Linked DNA regions of Homo sapiens: region 1 is linked to region 2. A link is an interaction called in ENCODE POLR2A ChIA-PET data of the cell type or tissue named here. Cell type or tissue: PC-3. All regions are shown on one strand. Each heading gives the region's core, and the rest is flanking DNA. Links, peaks and the distances in the headings are about the cores only.

Region 1 (5,379 bases), core at 52-5,051, 530 kb before region 2:
TCTCAGACTTTAAGACCATAAGAATTCACCTGATTAGATAAGGCCCAACCGGGGCAGTCTCCCTTTACCTTAACTCATCTGTTAAGAGACCTTAATTGCATCTGCAGAAGTCCCTTTTGCCATACATTATAACACAAAGTGAGATCCCATCATATCCACAGCTCTTGCCCCTACTCAAGAGGAAGGGATTATTCAAGGCACAAGTCATCTTAGAATTCTGCCTACCATCGAAGAAAATTATGCCTCCAGAAACCAAATTGAAGAATAGCTGTCTGAAAAGGTTTTTCCTTTCCATCTGGGATGTCTTCTGTATTTAAAGTGGGTTTGTATTGAAAATTTGCATCAAATAACACACGATCTCCCAGCAGAGGGAACAGACACTCCCTTTGAAAGATTGACTAACTCCTATGACTCATCCTTGAGGTCACCTCAGGACCACCAATAGTGCAAATATCCAAGAGGGCTGGTGAGGGTCCCCTGAATAGTGTGCTCAATGGCTTTAGTGCATATGAGCAGCAATACCCTGAGCAACAGCTGAAAGCTTCTCCCATTAAAGGAGTTGGGTACCAAGAGTACACTCAATGGAGTAGACATTAGAGAGTACATGAAAGACAAAGAGGAGACTGAGGGTCTGATTGGGACTGCCCTTTCCCCCTCTCTCCATGGCTCCCAGACATGCATTTTTCAAGTTCCATAAATTACCCACACTCTGGAGCTTTAATGCGTCAGTCCATCTGAGGCTGAGAATAGGCTAAAGATGGTAGAAAAGGAAATATGGAAGAAATGAGGAATGTCCAGTTCATGTTTGCATTTACTGTGTAGAAGATTTAGAATTTTAATTTTTCCCAGCTTTGCTTCCAGTACTCTAGGGCCTCACTGTGAACTAGTATATGCATTCAATGTGTGGAATGTTGTTTTAGGCTGTTTCTGAAATCTGTAAAGAATATTGAGTAAGGTAGAGAAAAGCAATGCTTACTTATTAGACATGTCTGAATGGCTCTTCCCAAATGGCATGGTCCCCCTCACTCTACCCTTGAACCAATCTGAGAGGCCATGTTATAATTAATCTTAAATAATTTGGGAAAATTAGGTCAATCCTGGACCCAATAATTCTTAACAAGAATTCTGTACAGAAATATAGTTATAATTAAGCATTAATCAGGCTGCACTTCGGCCCACTTCCTTGTAACAGAAAGTCAGGTAGGCCTAGACACTGACCATCTGTATCCCTGTTGTTCTTATAGATAGCATCTCTGAGGTTAGAATCACAAGGCTTTTGCTTAAAAATTGCTTAAGATGTGGCCAGGCGCAGTGGCTCACGCCTGTAATCCCAGCACTTTGGGAGGCCGAGGCGGGCTGATCATGAAGTCAGGAGATCGAGACCATCCTGGCTAACACAGTGAAACCCCGTCTCTAGTAAAAATACAAAAAATTAGCTGGGCGTGGTGGTGGGCGCCTGTAGTCCCAGCTACTCGGGAGGCTGAAGCAGGAGAATGGCGTCAACCCGGGAGGTGGAACTTGCAGGGAGCCGAGATCGCACCACTGCACTCTAGCCTGGATGACAGAGTGAGACTCTGTCTCAAAAAAAAAAAAAAAAAATTGCTTAAGATGCTTTTCAGATCCTGAATTCCAGTGGAACAGCTCACACCAACCAGTTAGAAGACCCTCACCTCACAGAGGAACTGAATCAGTATGAGAATACAGCGTCTTCATCTTCTTGTCCAATGCCTTCACCCTGCACTCTTCGATCAACCACTGATCTCCACACTTTGGTCAACTCTAAAACCCTTAAAAACCCTAACCCTAAAACTCCTCGGGGAGACAAATTTGAGGTTTCCTCCCGTCTTATTCAGCGGCTCTGCAATGAACCCTCTTTCTCTGCTGCAACTGGCTGTCTCGGTGTACTGACTTGCTGGCTGCCCATCAGGCAGCGAACCTATTACGGTTACAGCCATTACTGGCATCTAGTGGTGGAGGGTCAGGGATGCTGTTAACATTTCACAGTGCATCCAGTAGCCCCACGACAAAACGTCAATAGTCCTGAGGTTGAAAAACTGTGGACTAAACCAAACCTCAGAGCCTGCTCAGGGTGTGTGACTTTCATTCAGGCCAAACTCATCCCTGTGATGGCAGGTCAAGAATAGACTGAGTCACTAGGAGCTTAGGACACCGCTGCCCCTCCTCATGCCTCTTCCCCAAGGAGTGCAAATGCTCCCTGCTCTCCATAGATGCCGGCCCCGAAGCAAACTCAAGACACTGGGTCGAGAAACACAACCTCCCATAGGGGCAGGACAAAGCTGCCTTCGCCCCTGGCCTGCTGACCTCCAGGGGCTGGTGGGAAGGAAGCAGCATTCCAGAAGCATTAGCTAATTACCGCCCTCTCTAGGACTGCATTCCTTGTCACAGATGCAAAACCTAATAAATCACAGTATATGTTCCTGCTTTTTACTTTCAGGAGAAAAAAAGCAAAAATCCATCAAAGGAACTAACAGAAGGGACTCTGTATACGTCTAGGTTGGTTATGCAGAAGCAGTTTAAGGTGGATAAGCTTGAATCGAATATGCCTTTCTCATGAACAACATTATTTTGTAGATTTATGTAGATTATGTTATGTTAGGTAAGTTCCAGAAAAAAAGAAAATAGTTTATCTTTTGGCGAAGGTGGGGGAGGAGGTTGTGGGTTGTAAAACCAAACATCCTAAGTGTTTCTGGCTATTCATATCTCTGAGTAAGGGAAATACTGCTTGGACTCCTTGCTCTGTGACCTTGGGCATGGTGCAGTGGCTTCCGAGCCTAACCAAACGGGTGCGAAGCCTTATCAGCTGTGTGTCCCTGAGCACCTTTCTTAACTTTTTCATGCCTCAGTTTCCTTATCTGTCAAGTGGAGATAATGCTAGTGCTTATATATAGGGCTGCTGTGAGAATTAAGTGAATAAATATTTATAAGGTGGTTAGAATAGTTCTTGACCTTTAGTTAATGTTGCCTCAATGTTTGTTGATTAATTCTGAAGTCCTTTATCAGCTGTAACACCCTGTGAGTCAATGGTCCTTTTCTGTTGCCTTCGACAATATTATGTAATCAAAATTCTGATCCCAAATGCTGACCTGAGAGAAAATGCCTGATTCGGAATGAGCCAATAGCAGCCCCATTATATTTTCTTTACTTGGCTTTCTGAGCAGCAGTCACATTTAAGGCGTTGCCATCAAAAAGGGTGAAACACAGAGGTGTTTGATTTAGCTGACTTTTGTCAGAAACTTGATTCACTGGACACTGGTTGAGTGGCCTCATTTTGGCTGAGATTTTCATTTGAGGCTTTCTGTGTTTCCACTAGATGGCATATCAGTTTGTTCCATTGTGTTTCTGCTGATTCCTGCTCCTCTTGGGTGTAGATCAATGCTCTTGTTCTGGTTTGGGGGAAGGCTGGTGCTGGAGAAGCTTCTAGAAGGAGCATGGAAACAGCCCCATTTAGCCCCAGGGATACAGAGATGTGGGGAGGTGAGATACAAGGCTCAGCCAGCCTGGAATGGTGCAACAGTCCCCTTTACTCCCCGGCCAGTTAAACCCTGGATTGCACCAAAATGACAGGCTGAGGGTCATCAGCTGTGGTCCTGCTCACTTCCTGATGACAAGAAAAGTGGCCCCAAGGCAATCCTGAGGACACTAAGGCAGTGAGAAGAAAGATAACCTACCCCCACTACATCATGCTTGGCTTGAGGGGACTGCCAGCTGCCAGCCTCCCAACCACACAAAACGAGGATCCAACCCAGCTCCCTTAGAAACAATCAGTGCCTGCCACTTCCTTCCAAGTCTTCTGGTCTCACAGCCTCCTCTGCTGGTGAGAGGCGACAGGAGTTTGTCAAACAGGGTGAATGACATATGTCCAGCATCCACCTGTTGTCTCAGTTATTAATAATGCCTCTTTTACTCTCAAAAGTGGCCCAGTTTGGAGAAGGAAGTGTGTGGTTCATCCTGCACTTAGCATCTTCTGAAATGCTGCAGTGGGGAGGTGGATTCAGTTACCTGGAGTGTGGATGTTGTGGATGTCCCTATGCATGGGAGTGGAAGTGGGCAGAACAGGGCTGCAGCCTGGGGGCTTCTACCAGGTCAGCTGGCAGAATTAGAATCTCTGCTCAGAAAGCCCTCCATGAGCCTGGCTATGGAAGGGCACAATGCCTGATGCCCTTACCTGCCCTTCCCTGCCTAGCGTGAGCCTGTGGGTGCAGCCAGAGGTGGGATGTGCAAGGTAGGCATAGTGGGTGACCTGAGCACTGGTGCTCCAGTGAGTGAGGGGTGGCAGAGCTGAGCACTGTGGGGTGAACAGGAGGTGATGACTTAAATACTACGTGGAATAGAGAAAAGGAAGAAATGGGGAAAGACAGAGAGTTTGCAGCCAACTCACTGACTGGCCTTGGGCAAGTTATTTTTTAGAGTCTTTCTTTCAACATCTGTTAAATGATGGTGTTGATAGATCGTGGCAGTGTTTTGGAGGAAAAGGAAGGATAAGGTGTATATCATGTCTTGTGGATTCTATTTCCCAGAACCTTAGTAGGTGTACTGCACAACAGCCTGCATTAATATTATCATATCATTACTATCATAATACCATTAATTTCATTGCATTGCAGGTACTGTGGCTGAACCTGAGCTCCAGACCTTTGAGATCCTGATGGAATTACAGAGGGTGCTTACATAGGGAGCAGCACAAACCAGCTCATATAAGGTGTAATGAGTTAATCATGTAATATGGAGGATGTTACTAATGTAATATGTAATGTGAATTATTGTGATATGTAGTGTGTATCAGTATAATTTGTAGTGTGTTAGTAATGTAATATGGTTCGTGCTGCAGTAGTTTGCTGTCTACTAGGATGGAGGACTTACATGGATGTCTGGGGCAATCTCCATCCAAATGAGCCATCCAGTTATGAGCATGCAAAGCAAACATTTCCTCCCAAATGTCCACTTACATTTATTGCTTTCATGAGACAGATGAGGCTTCATGGAGTGAAAAGCTTTAAGCACCTTTTATGGATTCACACAGAGCTCTCTGAAGGATGGGCAATGCACCTAGAAACCACAGAGCAGGGGGAACAAATGAAAGAGAGGCCTCAAGACAGAACTCACCTGGAGGGAAAGAAGAGTTGGACAAGCTTCCCCAAGCCCAGCACCCAGGTCTAAGAACTGAAACCAAATGATCTTTTTCCTCACAGCTAGATATAACAGCACATCACCCTTAATTCCAAGTTATCAATGGGTCTTTTAATTAAAGTCTTACCTCTACTCCGCTCTCCTGCTAGACCCAAGCTCCAGAAGGGCAGTGACCCTGTCTTGACCTGCACCTGCACCATCTCCTTCACTCAGCCAGAGCCTGTTACTTGT
Region 2 (5,379 bases), core at 101-5,100:
ACTTCTGACACATTCTGCCAGCTCAGACTGCTTGTCCCAACTTGAGGTCCAGGAAATGCAATCAGTGTTAGCAGTGCCATTTTCCACGCAATATCAACATAAACCAAGGTATAGATGCTGCCTCTGCTGCCACAAAGCTCTGCTGAGGTGTTTGTTACTCACAGTTCCCAAAGTCGGGGCCACACCATGTCATTGGGGGGCAGAGGTGTTCCACATGAGGAAGCACCCTGTCAGCCAGGAGGGAACAAGGGAGGGAAGCTGTGGGCAAGACCCCTTATCATGGTTTCCATGAGAAGGAATGGATGATGCTGGTCAGCAGGCTTAGGATGGGCTAGTTTGGATCATTTCAGCAGACTCTGGAGCATGGAGACTGTCCCTAATGTTTGAGGCCTAACTCTGGGGGGGATTAAGGTGAGTGGATCATGGCCTGGAGTGAGAGAGCTTCATGAGAGAAGTGATTGGGGGTATGGACCCTGGAGCCATTGGTTTGCATCTGAAAAGTGATTCCATGGGCAAATGTTGTTTACTGGTCTCTGGCAATTGGGTCAGCACAGCCTCAGATGTCAAAGGATCAGAATACAGAAAATAAAAGACATGGTTAAGACACTAACCCAGAACTAAGCCGTTTCTGACATAGACACAAAATACAGCTTCCCCTCCATCCCGACCCTACTCATACACACATCTGTCGGCCAAGTCTTTATGTCTAATAGGACACTCTTAGAAGTAAGACCAAAAAACCTCATGGATCCAAAGAAATGAGCTAAAAAGTAAGAATTAAGTCAGCCCCTTCAAGTTATAATAAGGATACCAATAATAGCCCATGCATAATAAGTGATGTCATGAAGAACATGTTACATGTTCTGCCCTGTGCTATATCCTCATGTATTACTTCATTTAATACATGACTTGTCTTCCTCAAAATAGGACAGATGAAAGGGCTCCATCCCTCCCCGTCGCTCTGATCCCTACACACAGTCTATTTCCACCACCTTGGAAGAGCTGCTGTTGAAACTAAACTAACTGAAACTTGGCCAGGCACGGTGGCTCAGGCCTGTAATCCCAGCACTTTGGGAGGCTGAGGTGGGCGGATCACGAGGTCAGGAGATGGAGACAGTCTTGGCTAACACGTGTGAAACCCCGTCTCTACTAAAAAAGTACAACAAATTAGCCGGGCGTGGTGGCAGGCGCCTGTAGTCCCAGCTACTGGGGAGGCTGAGGCAGGAGAATGCCGTGAACCCGGGAGGCGGAGCTTGCAGTGAGCCGAGATCGCACCACTGCACTCCAGCCTGGGCGACAGAGCCAACTCCGTCTCAAAAAAAAAAATAAAAATAATTTAAAAAACTAACTGAAACTGCACCGTGACCCAGGATTCTGGTACCTGCTGTTCCTGCTCTCTGGCTCTGCTGAACATCGCCCGGCACACCGGCTGCTGGAACTGGAACATGCCAACCCTCCCTAGAGGGAAAACAGTGTGTTGAGATGACAGAGATTAGCCCAGAGAGGCACACAGTGCTGTTACTCAGCTCCCGCTCGTCTTTAAAAGCCTGAGCCAAATAAATGATTAAGCTACAAGGATCTCATGTCACCCCGGGATAATAACAAGCTACAGGTGTGAATATAAATTGATGAGATAATCCTGTTATTACTAGAATTTCACAGGACAGAACTTGGGCACATGGTGGTGATTTGTGAGCCAAGGGATGTAGCGTGGTGGGGGTTTATTTTGCCACACCAAGTTTTCATTTGTTCCTGAAAATATTTCTTATGAAATATATATAAAAAATATTTGAAATGCTAAACTCTCCTAGGTTACATTACCCCAGTTAATGTAGGAATGTAGAGATCCGTTGATATATACACTTGAAATAAATACTTCAAAACTAGACTTGGACTGAAGGAGACTCTCTGACTTCTAAATGTATTACGCATACATTTACGAGGATGTACGAATTCAGAAGGCTTGTCTCACATTCTATAAACCAAACCAAATTTTCCACAAGTCAGGAAAGATTCCAAGTGTGAAGAAAGGGTGAGAGTCCTTAACAGAGTCATAAGTGGATTTTTACCCCCGTTTTATTAACTGTTCACTGTTAAGTCCGAAGAAGTGAGGGACTTCCAGCAGATCACAAGAGAGGCTGTGCACTGGACTCTGGACCTCTTGAGACAGCTCTAATAGTAAAAATGAATCAGATTTATGAAGAAGCTCTGGAAAAGGCTGCTACGTGACTCTACAAGTAATATTTTCTAGTCTAGTAGCTACCACCAAAGGAACACTGGTACCTGGGATACCACTGGGTGCTCACCCGTTCCAGGGTCACCGCAGCCCCAGAGCAGCCTAGGCAGAATGGCTTAGAACCTCTGGGACAAAACTTCCCTATTAAACATGGTTCAAACACTTCACTGCCACCAAGATCCACAGACCTTCACAAACATGGAGGATGCAAACTACATTTACTTTTCCAAATTTGCCCACTATTTCAATTTAAGACTGCCTTCATTAGATGACCCACGAGAAGATGTGGTTGCTTCGATAAATATGTCTCTATTTTATCATCTTCCTGGTGCTGGATTTGTGAGTCACTCTGTAAGGAGCTTGTTTGGTTTTTTTGTTTATTTGTTTTTATTTGTTTGTTTTTAAAGACAGAGTCTTGCTGTATTGCCTAGGCTGGAGTGCAGTAGTGCAATCATGGCTCACCACAGCCTCGACCTCTGGGGTTCAAGCAATCCTCCCTATTCAGCCTCCCCTCCTGAGTAGCTGGGACCACACCCAGCTAAATTTGTTTTATTTTATGTAGAGACAAGGTCTCTTTATGTCGCCCAGGCTGGTCTCTAACTCTGGCCTCAAATGATCCTCCTGCCTCAGCCTCCCAAATTGCTGGGATTACGAGTTTGAGCCACCATACCCAGCCTTGTTTTAAAAAATCTATTGCTTTTGGTTCAAAATTCTTTAAAGTCTGTTTTTTCACAAAAAAAAAAAAAAAAAACCCACCTGTTTTCTTGCAACCAGTGATGCTCTCCTTTCTTCTTCCCTTGCTCATCAGCCCTCCTCCCCATGAGAAGGGCACCTTGGAATCTTTTAGAAAGGATGCGGAGGTGAGGAGGGAGGGCAGGAAGTCCGGCTATTGTTTCGCCAGTCTCCCTTAACTTTAAGAAGAATTTAAAACACGCTCAAGGCATTTCCTTTTGACAGGCTATTAACAAAGCAGGGTACAAACTGGTCCTCAGAGAATGGCGATATTTTATCACTCTGCAAATTGATCAAATGTGGCTCCCGAGGTGCAAAATTAATGAGAACGTAAACAATTATGAAAAGGCAATAAAAGTGAACTATAGCTAGGCCAGGCGTAAGCTGTGTTTAATTTTTAGTTTAATTTCTCCAGTTTCTCTATACTTCTGAAATATCAGTCAGATTCATAGACCTAAAAATATGTCGGGGGGAGAGGTTTACACGTTCTATTTCCTTCCAACAAGTAAATTACCCAGTTACTAAATCAAGCCTTAGACACATGCATCTTATACCACAGAGGCAAATCTCGGTTTGGGGAACCAAAAGTTGTTTTAATAGGTATTATATGGCATTATATGCTTTGACAAATCAGTAAAAGTTCTCCTTTTTTTAACTTTTATTTTAAGTTCAGGGGTACATGTGCAGGTTTGTTGTATAGGTAAACTTGCGTCATGGGGATTTTTTATACAGCTTATTTTATTAGCCAGGTATTAAGCCTAACACCCATTGGTTATTTTTCCTGATCCTCTCCCTCCTCCACCCTCTGCCCTCCACCAGGCCCCAGTGTGTGTTGTTCCCCTCTATGTGTTCATGAGTTCTCATAATTTAGCTCCCACTTTTAAGTGAGAACATGTGGTATTTGGTTTTGTGTTTCTGCATGAGTTTGCTGAGGATAATGCCCTCCAGCTCCATCCATGTTCCTGCAAAGAACATGATCTCATTCTTTTTTATGGCTGCATAGTATTCCATGGTGTATATGTACCACATTTTCTTTATCCAATCCACAATTGATAGGCATTTAGGTTGATTTCATGTCTTTGCTATTGTGAATAGTGCTGCAATGAACCTACACATGCATGTGTCTTTGTAACAGAAAAATTTATATTCCTCTGGGTATGTACCCAGTAATGGGACTGCTGGGTCGATTGATATTTCTGTTTTTAGGTCTAAACTTCTTTCTCTCTAGTAACCCTCTGCCTTCAGGAGACCTTTCTATTCACTTTCACCTTCCTGGATAATTGCCCAGATGCAAATGTGTGGCAAAGGGAGGTCTAGAGACCTAAGGGGTCACAGGGGATTGTGGGAGACCAATAGTTTGCACAGGATGACAAATTTAGCTTTTCCTCAGGTGTCCACATCTGGGTGGTATCACCTTAGTCCAGAGCTTGTTTGCAAACAACAGATAGAGACCCTGACACACATTGGTCCGACTCCCGTGCAGCAACTCCCTGGCCCCTCCAGCTACCCACCCCTTGCCCATTCTTCAGGGCCCAGCTAAAGGCATTCTTCCTTTTCCAGGAGCAAGGGTAGAGGCAGGGCCAGACCAGTGAGTTTGCCCACAACAGGAGCTCTGAAACCACTGCACTCACTCTTACCAGGTCCCTTGGCTCTGAGTGTCTTGGTCTGATGGCCAGTCTGTTTCCTGTCCACAGGGTGGCTTCCCTGAGCTCCTGGTTTCATGAAGGGCTAGGTAATTAAGATGAGACCATCATAGAGGGTTTGCCTCTACTGTTTTTTCCACTTGACTGCTACAGAAACAATGTAGACAGAGTTTCCTAGGAGCTTTTGTCTTCTCAAAAGCACAATACCTGCCTTTAACACCAGTGGTAAACATACTAGGACTGGAGCCCATAGATCCATGAAAATTGCCCAACTATATGCCTGTTGTCCATCAAAAAGATCCTAAGTCTTTTGTTAAGCTGTCCCCCCCACCACCCATAGCTCTATATTGTTCAGTTATCATACTCAAAACTTGGAGGTCTGTCTGTTTTTACTAGAATCATAAAGTCCATTGACATAGATGTTTATGTTTCAGCTACACAGAGCAATAATATCACATAAGCTTTCCCAAGACTTGTCAACTCACCAGAGGGCATGCTCAGGATCACAGATCCTGCTTTTATCTTTCATGATGAAGACATTTTAGTTATAAGTATCTTTTTTTGTTTTAGTAGAAAGTTTTTAAATTTTTAAGCCAAACTTCCTTCTCCCAGCCTCACCCATCTCTCCAGAACCTTAAATAGTTGATCACCTCCTCCCCTACCTGTAGATGGAGCCACACCCACTCAAACAGAGCCTTTCTCAGCCATGTTTAAACATGGTCGGATGCTCACGGCTTTCAGAACTCACCCAACCCCATATCCCTTGCT

The links. ChIA-PET counts read pairs that join two places held together with the same protein. Peaks named below come from ENCODE experiments on the same cell type or tissue, not always from the same donor. Only the 100,000 strongest peaks of a DNase experiment are listed, where the experiment ranks them.
Region 1: POLR2A ChIA-PET joins it to region 2 with 8 read pairs; 1 of 35 experiments calls an interaction of 5 or more read pairs at or near these places.

What each region holds. Positions count from the first base shown.
Region 1 is chr21:38,168,857-38,174,235 of GRCh38, reverse strand. LOC124905020 (a long non-coding RNA gene) reads right to left here. Exons shown (of 3, transcript XR_007067862.1): 2 at 4,968-5,067; 3 at 2,536-3,438. Among named protein-coding and RNA genes, the nearest start is that of DSCR10, 35 kb to the left of the region's middle. RefSeq lists an enhancer at 2,167-2,461. In PC-3, for the core only: CTCF peaks have their summits at 1,981 (motif pointing left), 3,640 and 3,842; DNase peaks (open chromatin) are centred at 2,375 and 3,815; H3K27ac peaks cover 784 bases.
Region 2 is chr21:37,642,626-37,648,004 of GRCh38, reverse strand. The region is part of intron 3 of KCNJ6 (potassium inwardly rectifying channel subfamily J member 6); the gene reads left to right. The region is part of intron 1 of KCNJ6-AS1 (KCNJ6 antisense RNA 1); the gene reads right to left. Among named protein-coding and RNA genes, the nearest start is that of KCNJ6-AS1, 130 kb to the right of the region's middle. In PC-3, for the core only: no CTCF peak of the experiment used is centred there; no DNase peak of the experiment used is centred there; H3K27ac peaks cover 542 bases.